Regions from separate parts of the Homo sapiens genome. Here region 2 is linked to region 1. Evidence: read pairs that join two places in POLR2A ChIA-PET (ENCODE). Cell type or tissue: A673. All regions are shown on one strand. Links, peaks and the distances in the headings refer to the core of each region. The heading gives the core; the rest is flanking DNA.

The links. Peaks named below come from ENCODE experiments on the same cell type or tissue, not always from the same donor. Only the 100,000 strongest peaks of a DNase experiment are listed, where the experiment ranks them.
Region 2: POLR2A ChIA-PET joins it to region 1 with 5 read pairs; 2 of 35 experiments call an interaction of 5 or more read pairs at or near these places.

Annotation. Positions count from the first base shown.
Region 1 is chr11:78,242,638-78,248,027 of GRCh38, forward strand. The region is part of intron 3 of GAB2 (GRB2 associated binding protein 2); the gene reads right to left. Among named protein-coding and RNA genes, the nearest start is that of USP35, 56 kb to the left of the region's middle. In A673, for the core only: no CTCF peak of the experiment used is centred there; a DNase peak (open chromatin) is centred at 2,144; H3K4me3 peaks cover 685 bases.
Region 2 is chr11:77,964,716-77,970,105 of GRCh38, forward strand. The region is part of intron 4 of INTS4 (integrator complex subunit 4); the gene reads right to left. Among named protein-coding and RNA genes, the nearest start is that of INTS4, 27 kb to the right of the region's middle. In A673, for the core only: no CTCF peak of the experiment used is centred there; no DNase peak of the experiment used is centred there.

The DNA.
Region 1 (5,390 bases), core at 63-5,062:
ACCAAAAAAGTAGAAAATTTTCAAATAAACATCCTAATGATGCATCTCAAGGAAGCAGAAAAACAAGAACCAAACCCAAAATTAGTAAAAGGGGAAAAAAAAGATCAGAGCAGAAATAAAATTGAGACAAAATAAAACTGATCAACAAAATGAAGTTAATTTTTTCAAAGAATAAACAAAATCAAACCAGTAGCAAGACTGACCAAGAAAAAACGGGAAAAGATCCAAATAAATACAAAATCAGTCTGGGTGTGGTGGCTCATGCCTGTAATCCCAGCACTTTGGGAGGCTGAGGCGGACAGATCACTTGAGATCAGGAGTTCGAGACCAGCCTGGCCAACATGGTGAAACTCCGTCTCTACTAAAAATACAAATATTAGTGGGCATGGTGGCACACGCCTGTAATCCCAGCTACTCGGGTGGCTAAGGCATGAAAATCGCTGGAACCTGGGAGGCGGAGGTTGCAGTAAGCTGAGATCACACCACCGTACTCTCCAGTATGGGCGACAGAGTGAGACTCTGTCTAGAAAAAAAAAAAGAAAAAAAAAGGCTGGGCATGGTGGCTCATGCCTGTAATCTCAGCACTTTGGGAGGCAGAGGCAAGTGGACTGCTTGAGGTCAGGAGTTAGAGACCAACCTGGCCAACATGGCAAAACTTTGTCTCTACTAAAAATAGAAAAATTAGCCAGGAGTGGTGGTGGGCGCCTGTAGTCCCAGCTACCCGGGAGGCTGAGGCATGAGAATCACTTGAACCCAGGAGGTGGAGGTTGCAGTGAGCCAAAATCGCGCAGCTGCACACCAGCCTGGGTGACACAGCGAGACTCCGTCTCAAAATAGATAAAGGAATAAAATAAAAAAGAAAAAGGAGACATTGTAACTGACAGCATAGAAATGCAAAAAGGATCATTAAAGATGATTATGGACCAGGTGCAGTGGCTCATGCCTGTAATCCCAGCACTTTGGGAGGCCGAGGCGGGCAGATCACGAGGTCAGGGGATCGAGACCATCCTGGCTCACATGGTGAAACCCTGTCTCTACTAAAAATACAAAAAAAAAATTAGCTGGGCACAGTGGCACGTGCCTGTAGTCCCAGCTACTTGGGAGGCTGAGGCAGGAGAATCACTTGAACCCGGGAGGCGGAGGTTGTAGTGAGCTGAGATCGCGCCACTGCACTCCAGCCTGGAGGACAGAGCAAGACTCTGTCTCAGAAAAAGAAAAAAGAAAAAAGATGATTATGAACTATACACCAACAAATTAGAAATCCTAACAGAAATGGATAAATTCCTGGACAAACACAACTTACCAAGATTGAACCCAAAAGAAATAGAAAATCTGAACAGACTAATTATGAGTAATGAGATGGAATTTGCAAAAAAAAGTCTCCCATCAAAAGCAAAAACAAAAAAGGGCCCAGCTAAGACCTCAGAAGCACCATCAAAAACAAAAAATAGACAAATGGCTGGGTGTGCTGGCTCACATCTGTAATCCCAGCACTTTAGGAGGCCAAGATGGGCAGATTCAAGATGGGCAGATTCCTTGAGGTCAGGAGTTCAAGACCAGCCTGGCTAATGTGGTAAAATCCTGTCTCTATTAAAAATAGAAAAATTGGCCAGGCATGGTGGTACATGACTGTGGTTCCAGCTGCTCAAAAGGCTAAGCCAGGAGAGTCATTTGACCCTGGGAGGCAGAAGTTGCAGTGAGCCAAGATCGCACCATTGCACTCCAGCCTGTACGACAGAGGGAGATTCTGTCTCAAAAGAAAGAAAAAAAAAAGACAAATGGGACTATATTAAACTAAAAATCTTCTGCACAGCAAAGGGAAACAATCAACAGAGTAAAGAGACAACCTACTGAATGGGAGAAAGCCATTCTGCAAGCTATTCATCTGATGGAAGGTTGATATCCAGCATATACAAGGAACTCAAACAACTCAACAGCAAAAAAAAACAAATAATGGAGTTGAGGCAAATTAGCTGAAAATAGTTATCTTTCAAACGAAGACAGAAAAACAGCCAACATTCATAGTAAAAAAAAAAAAAAAAAAAAAAAGCTTGCCGTCTCACTAATCAGCAGGGAAATGCAAATCAAAACCACAATGAGATATTATCTCACCCCAGTTGGGATGGCTATTTTCCAGAAGAAAAATAACAGATGCCAGTGAGGATGTGGAGAAAAGGGAACTCTTACACACTGTTGGTGGGAATGTAAATTAGTACAGTCGTTATGGAAAACAGTATGAAAGTTCCTCAAAAAACTAACAATAGAACTACCTTATGATCCAGCAATCCCATTACTGGGTATATATCTGAAGGAAAGGAAATCAGTATGTTAAAGAGCTATTTGCACCCCTATGTTTATTGCATCATTAGTCACGATAGCCAAGATAATGGAATCAACCTAAGTGGTCATCAACAGATAAATGGATAAAGAAAATGTAGTATGAGTCCATGTATATGAGGCATCTAGAGAAGTCAGACTCACACAGACAGAAAGTAGAATGGTGGTTTTCAGGGCCTGAGGGAAGGGGAAATGGGGAGTTGTTGAATGGTTAGAATTTCAGTTTGGTAAGATGAAAAGATTTCTGGAGATTGATTATATAACAATATGAATGTACTTTACTGAACTGTGCACTTAAAAATGGTTAAGATGATATATTTATGCTATGTATTTACTACAATTTTTGAAAAGAAAAAATCATTCAGAGGAAGGAAAATACATATAGAATAATAAAAATTAAAATAACTGCTGATCTCTCATCAGAAACAATGAAGGTCAGAAGACTAGAATGGTATCCTTTAAATGCTGAAAGAAAACAGAACTGTCATTCTGGAATTCTATACCTAGCAAAATCTCTCTCAAAACTGAAGGTGAAATTAAGAAATTTCCAGATAAATGAAAGCTGGGAAAATTTCTCACCAGGCCACTCACATGGCAAGAAATGGCAAAGGGAGCTCTTCATACTAAAGAGTAAGAAAACCAGGTGAAAACCTCACTAGACATTGTTTGAGTTTTGCTTCTAACACTTATACATATTTTAAAGAAGTTAAAACGGAAAAATAATCTTTCACAGTTATGCAGGGATTTACTATTTCTGTTGCTCTTCCTTCATTCCTGAAAATTCAAGTTTCCTTCTAGTACCATCTTGCTTCAGCCTGAGGAAATTTCTTATCAGTTTTTAAAAGCAGATCTCTTGGAAATGCTCTTATTTTTCCTTTATCTGAGAACGTCTTAATTTTGTTTACATTCCCAAAGGATACTTTTGCCGAATATAAACTCCTTGGTTGGCAGAGGGTTTTTTTATTTTCTTTTTTTCTTTTTTTTTTTTGAGACGGAGTTTTGCTCTTCTCGCCCAGGCTGGAGTGCAATGGCGCAACCTCCGCCTCCAGGGTTCAAGCGATTCTCCTGCCTCAGCCTCCCAAGTAGCTGGGATTACAGGCGCCCACCACCATGCCTGGCTAATTTTTTTGTATTTTTAGTAGAGACGGGGTTTCACCATGTTGGCCAGGCTGGTCTCGAACTCCTGACCTCAGATGACTCACCTGCCTCGGGCTCCCAAAGTGCTGGGATTACAGGTGTGAGCCACAGTGTCCGGTGGCAGAGGGTTTTTTCTTTCCATTAGTTTCAAGTGTGTTTTCCTTTATTACATGGAATGTTGTTTTCACAGGAGCTTTGAAATCTGTGTCTGATAATTCCAACATCTGGGTTATTTTGAGGTTTGTACCTGTGACTTCCATTGAGAATGGGTTATATTTTTCTGGTTTTCAATATGCTGAGACATTTTGGATTACAGATCCTGAATGCTGTGAACATGATGTTGTGTAGATGCTGGGTTCTGTTATAATCCCATGGAGAAGTGCTATTTTTTTGTTTGTTTGTTTTGAGACAGGGTCTCACTCAGTTGCCCAGGCTGGAGTGCAGTGGCGTGATCTCGGCCCACTGCAACCTCCACCTCCTGGCTTCAAGCGATTCTCCTGCCTCAGCCACCTGAGTAGCTGGGATTACAGGGGCCCACTACCAAGCCCAGCTAATTTTTGTATTTTTAGTAGAGATGGGGTTTCACCATGTTGGCCAGTCTGATCTTCAACTCCTGACCTCAGGTGATCTGCCCACCTCAGCCTCCCAAAGTGCTAGAATTATAGGCGTGAGCCACCGCACCCGGCCGAGAAGTGATATTTTTATAGGAAATCAACCTGGTTAGGCTCAGACTGCAAGTTCTGTCTCTCCTCCTGTGTATGGTAGTTCAAATCTTCTTTCAGTTCACATAGGCTTTGTTGCACTCGATTCGGTTTGTCCCACACATGTGTAGCCCAAGGTGATCCTAAGACTCACATAGTTTCATTCCCAGAGTTAGAAGATCCCTTCTCCAGCTCTCTTCATTCTGGAATATACTAGCTCCTTCCAGCCCCAATGGGGCTCCTCTTCTGGTTCCCCTACTCAGAAAGATGGGGTTTTTTATGACATTTTAGCCATTTGCACTGTGCTACTTTGTGATGGGGCCCAACCTGGAGGCAAATGCATGAAAGACAAAAAGTTCATCTCTGTGTAGTCACTTCTACAAGTTCTTCTCCTCTTTACAATCTATCTCCTTTTATTTATTTTTCAGAGTCTTTGGGTATTGCACTTTGGATTTTGTCCAGAGTTTTTAGTTGTAATCAGTGGGAAGGAAAGCCTGTGGTGGCTTCCACCACCATAGTGGAACTGGAACTACCCAATTCTTTTTCGGTTTCTACATCCATCCTAAAATCCACCATCTCTTCACCTATTATATCCTTTACCCACAATAGATTAAAAAATTAACATAATTATTTTAAAGTCTTGTAGGCTGGGTCCAAAATATGGGTTTATTTTGATCTCTTTCTAGATACTGAGTTCTCTCAACTATGGGTTAATGTATACGGTTTCTTCATATGTCTGGCATTTTCTCATTGTATACTGAATATTCTCGACGATATATTATTGGAACATCATAGGAAAAGCCATGTAAACTGAATTTCACTTCTTTCAAGAGTCAGATCTCTTGCAGTTTCTGCCTTTTTTATTGCTCTTCAGGGCCTTAAAAAAGTTATTTTTTAATATTTTGTCCAGAGTTTATAATTATTACAGTAGGTTTAGCATGATGCGAGCAACTCCACTACTACAAGAAAATATATCGTCTTTCTGGATTTAAGAAAGCTTCCTTCCTACCCTCCCAACTTCCTTTGGAATTCTGCAAACATTATTTGAACTTATTTTCTCCAAAAGTCTCCCTGAGATCCTGCTCATTACCCTCTCATTCCCTCATCCACACAAGTGAAAACCATGACAGAGAAGAACATGACTTGGTCAAAGGCCTACAACAATGTGACTTCCTCAGCTGCGTAAAGTTCTATCTCTTCTACTAGCTTATCCCT
Region 2 (5,390 bases), core at 158-5,157, 280 kb before region 1:
GGGCAAGTGGAGGGAGGAAGGGAGGGAAAGCAGGAAGGAAAGAAGAGAGGGAGGGAGGGGAGGCAAGCTCTCTTTATGGTAATAACAAAGTCAGGCAAGATTTAATAACAGTTGCTAAAATGGTGGGTAGTTTGATGAGGAAGAGCATATTTACATAATCTCAAAGTATCTCTCCACAAATTATCTATTTTTGATTTTAATGTTTTATTATAGTCATAGTTATATATATTTTTGGGATACAATGTGATACTTTAATACATGTATGCAATGTGGAATTATTAAATCAAGCTAATTAACATATATCCATCACCTATCATTTTTTGTGGTGAGACATTTGAAATATTCACTTAGGTTTTTGTTTTTTAAGAGACAACATCTTCCTCTGTCACCTAGGCTGGAGTGTAGTGGCATGATCATAGCTCACATAGCCTGGAACTCCTGGGTTCAAGCAATCCTCCTGACTCAGCCTGAGAATACAGGTGCAAGCCACCATGCCCAGCTACTTTTTTTACTTCTGTAGAGACAGAGTCTCACCACATTTGCCCAGGCTGGTCTTGAATTCCTGGACTCAAGCAAACCTCCCACCTCGACCTCACAAAGTGTTAGGATTACAGGTATGAGCCACTGCACCTCCCTACTCTTAGTTATTTTTAAATATACATTATTGTGGACTATAGTCACCTGCTATGTAATAGATCTCAAAACCTATTCCTCCTATTCCTCCTGTTGAGCTGAAACTTTATAACCTTTGATCAGCAACTCCCCCCTCCCTCACTTTACTACCACTCCTAGCCTCTGGTGATCATCACTCTACTCTCTTTGAGTTCAACTTTTTAAAATTACACACACAAATGAGATCATGTGGCATGTGTTTTTCTGTGCTCGGCTTATGTCACTTAGTATGTCTTCAAGGTTCATACATGTTGTCATGAATGACAGGATCTCCTTCATTTACAAGGCTGAATAGTATTCCATTGCATGTTATACACTACATCTTCTTTATCCATTCATCTGCTGATAAACAGGTTGATTCCATACATTGGCTATTGTGAATACTGCTGCAATCAACATTGGAGTGCAAGCATCCCTTCAACATACTGATTTCAATTCCTTTAGACATATACCCGGAAGTGGGATGACTAGATCACATGCTAGTTCTATTTTTAGTTTTTTGAGACCTTCATCTTGTTTTCCATAAATAGTTGTACTAATTTACATCTTCGCCAACAGTGTACGAGGGTTTCCTTGTCTCCCCATACCAACACTTGTTATTGTTCATCTTTTTTATAAAAACCATTCTAATAGATGTGAGGTGACATCTCACTTAATTTGCATTTTCCCGACGCTTAGTGATGTTGTACACTTTTTCATGAACCTGTTGGTCATCTGTAAGAAGTGTCTGTTCTGGTCCTTTGCCCATTTTTTAGCCAGGTTTTGTTGTTGTTGTTGCTACTTAGTTGAATTCCTTATATATTTTGGATATTAGCCCTTGTCAGATATATGGTTTACACATTTTGTTTTTTTACCTCTATGGGTTGTCTCTTCACTTAGTTTCTTTTCTTGTACAGAAACTATTTAGTTTGATACAGTCCCATTTGTCTATTTTTTGTGGTTGGTTGGTTGCCTGCTCTTTTAAAGTCACAACAAAAAATCATTGCCCAGATCAATGCCACAGAGCTTTCCCTGTGTTTTCTTCTAGTAGTTTTACAGTTTCAGGTCGTATGTTTTAAGTCTTTAATCCACTCAGTTCAAGTATGTGTATGACGTAAGGGTCTAATTTCATTCTCCTGCATGTGAATGACCACTTCTCCCAGCATCATCTATTGAATAGATTGTCCTTTACCCAGTGTGTGTTCTTGGCACCACTGTCAAAAATCAGCTGACCATAAATGCATGGGTTTGTTTCTGGGCTTTCTATCCTGTTCCTTTAGTACTGTTTTTATGCCAGTACCATGTTGTTTTGACTACAAATGCTTTATATTTTGAAAATAGGGAATGTAATGCCTCTGGCTTTGTTCTTTTTGTTCAAAATTGTTTTGCTATTAAGTCTTTTGTGGTTTCATACAAACTTTAAAGATTTTTTTTCTATTTCTGTGAAAAATGATATTGGGATTTTGATAGGGATTACACTGAATCTGCAGATCATTTTGGGTAATATGGACGTTTTAACATATTAATTCTTCCAACCCATGAATTTTAGGGAACTGTCATACTGTTTTCCACAATGGCTGCACTATTTTGCACTACTACTACCAATGCACAAGGGTTCCAATCCTTGCCAATACTTTTTTTTTCTTTTTGGCAATAGCTATCCTAATGGGTATGAAGTGGTATCTCACTGTGGTTTTGATTTTCTTTCCCTAATGATTAGTGATTAGTGATATTAAGCATCTTTTCATATTGGATTATTGACCATCTATATGTCTTCTTTGGAAAAATGAGTTTCCTTAAGGAACTCATGACCCAACAGTCATAGTTACAAAAGAAATGCAATACATTATAACTGCATTTGGAGGTGGGGCCTTTCAGTAGGTAATTAAGGTTAAATGAGGTCATAAGGATGGGACTCTAGTGTCCTTATGAGAGCTCTCTCTCATGCACAGGGGAGAGGCCATATGCCCACACAGCCAGTGGTTAGTTGTCTTTAAGCCAGTTAAAGAGCCTTCACTAGGAACTGAATTTGCCAGCACCTTAATCTTAGATTCTAGACTTCAGAAACGTGAGCAATTTCTGTTGTTTAAGCCATCCAGCCTGTGGCATTTTGTTATGGCAGCCCTTACAGAGGTATATCCCGTAAGTGAACTGTTGGATCATATGGCAATTCTATTTTTAATTTTGGGGATCAAATAACTCTATAATCAAAACCTGGCAGACACCACCTAAGCCAAGTATCAAACGCAACATCATGAACAAGTCAAACGTCATCTGTGCCTCATGATGTTATACATTATGAGGGACACAAAATTCTGTTATATTCTTGTCAAAATGCATTGGCTGAATCTAAACTGAAAATATCAGATAAAACCAGATTGCAAGACATTTTACAAAATAAATGCCCTACACTCTTCAAAAATGTCAAGGTAATGAAAGACAAAGAAAGGTTGAGTGACCTTTTCAGATTAAGGAAAACAAAAGAGACATGAAAACTAAATATAGTCATGCATCAATTACCAACAAGGATACATTCTGAGAAATGCATCATTAGGTGATTTCATCATTGTGCAAACATCAGAGTGTACTTACCCAAACCTAGATTGTAAAGCCTACTACACCTAGACTACATGATATAGCCTAATGCTCCTAGGCTATAAACCTGTACAACATGTTACTGTACTGAATATTGTAGGCAACTGTAACATAATGGTAAGTATTTGTGTATCTAAACATATCTACACATAGAAAAAGTACAGTAAAAATATAATATTATAACCTTATGGGACCACTGTTGTATATGCAGTCCATCCTTGACTGAAATGTCATTATTATGTGATGCATGCTGTAATTGATATCCTTAAAAAAATACATATGAAACATTTACTTCAGTGGGAAAATGGCATGATTTCTCCAATTTACTTAAATGGTACATTATTCAGCTGTAAAAAGGAAGAAAATTCTGACACATGTTACAATGTGGATGAACTTTGAGGACATTATGCTAAGAAAAATAAGCTAGGCACAAAAGGACAAATATTGCGTGATTCCACTTACCTGAAGTCCCTACAGTAGTCAAATTTATAAAAACAGAATATAGAATGGTGGTTGTTAGGGACGAGGGGATGGGGACATGGGGAGTTATTGTTTAATGGGTATAGAGTTTCACTTCTGCAAAACAAAAAGAGCTCTGTCAATGAAGGGTGGTGATGATCACACAACTTTGTGAATATACTTAATGCCACTAAACAATATGTTTTAAAATGGTTGACATGGTAAATTTTATGTTAATCTGTATTTTATGACAATTTTATTAAAAACTTAAACACTTAATTACCATATGACCCCAAAATTCCTCTCCTTAGTATACATCCAAGAGAACTGAAAACATGTATTAAGCAAAAATTTGTAAGTGAATATCCTTGGTATATATCCAAGAGAACTGAAAACATATATATATATAAAGCAAAAAACTTGTAAGTGAATATTCATAGCAGCATTATTCAAATTAGCCAAAACGTGGAAAAAATGTAAATGTTGAAAAATTCACCAAAATTCAGTGAAGTATAATTTTTTTCTTATATTTATTTATTTTGAGACAGAGTCTCACTCTGTCGCCCAGGCTGGGGTGCAGTGGTGTGATCTCAGCTCACTGCAGCCTCTGCCTCCCTGGTTCAAGTGATTCTCATGCCTCAGCCATCAGGGTAGCTGGGATTACCACCACACCCGGCTAATTTTTGTATTTTTAGTAGAGACAGGGTTATCACCATGTTGGCCAGGCTGGTCTCAAACTCCTGGCCTCAAGTGATCTGCCTGCTTTGGCCTCCCAGAGTGCTGGGATTACAAGTGTGAGCCACCATGCCAGGCCTGAAGTATAAATTTTTAATAGCTGTGATAAGATATAATACACATACCATGCAATTCTCCCAGAAAACGTACGCAATTCTCCCAGATAACATGTACAAATCAATGGTATGTATGTATAGGCGTATGTATGTATATGTATGTATGTATTTATGAATGAATGAATAAATGACAGGGCCTCGCTCTGTCGCCCAGGGTGGAACGCAGTGATGTCATCATAGCTCATTGCAGCCTTGACCTCCTGGGCTCAAGTAATCCTCTCACCTCAGCCTCCCAAAGTAGCTGGGGCTACAGATGTGCACCATCACACCTGCTAGTTCTTTTGCACAGATGAGGTCTCATTGTGTTGCTCAAGCTGATCTTGAACACCTGCACTCAAGCGAGCTTCCCACCTTGGCCTCCCAAAGCGTTAGGACTACAGGCATGAGCTACTGCACCTGGCCAATTCAATGCTTTTCCGTACTGCACATATATGCACAACCATCACCACAGTCAGTTTTCAAACATTATCATTACAGAAAGATCCCCTCCTGCAAAAAAAAAAAAAAAGCCATTCTGTACCCTTTAGCTATCAACCTCCTATCTCTCTGTTCGCCTAAGCCCTAACCAACCACTAACGTACTTTCTGTCTCTATAGACTTAACCTATTATGGAAATTTAATATAAACTGACTCATGTAATAGGTGGTCTTTCGTGTCTGGCTTCTTTCACTTAGCATAATGTTTTCAAACTCCAACGAAGCTGTAGAGTGTATTGGTATTTTATTCTTTTTAATGGGCAAATAATATTCTAACGTGCATTATTTATCAATTCATCAGCTGATGGTCATTTGACTTGCTCCCACCTTTGACTATTATGAATGCTGCTGCTACAAA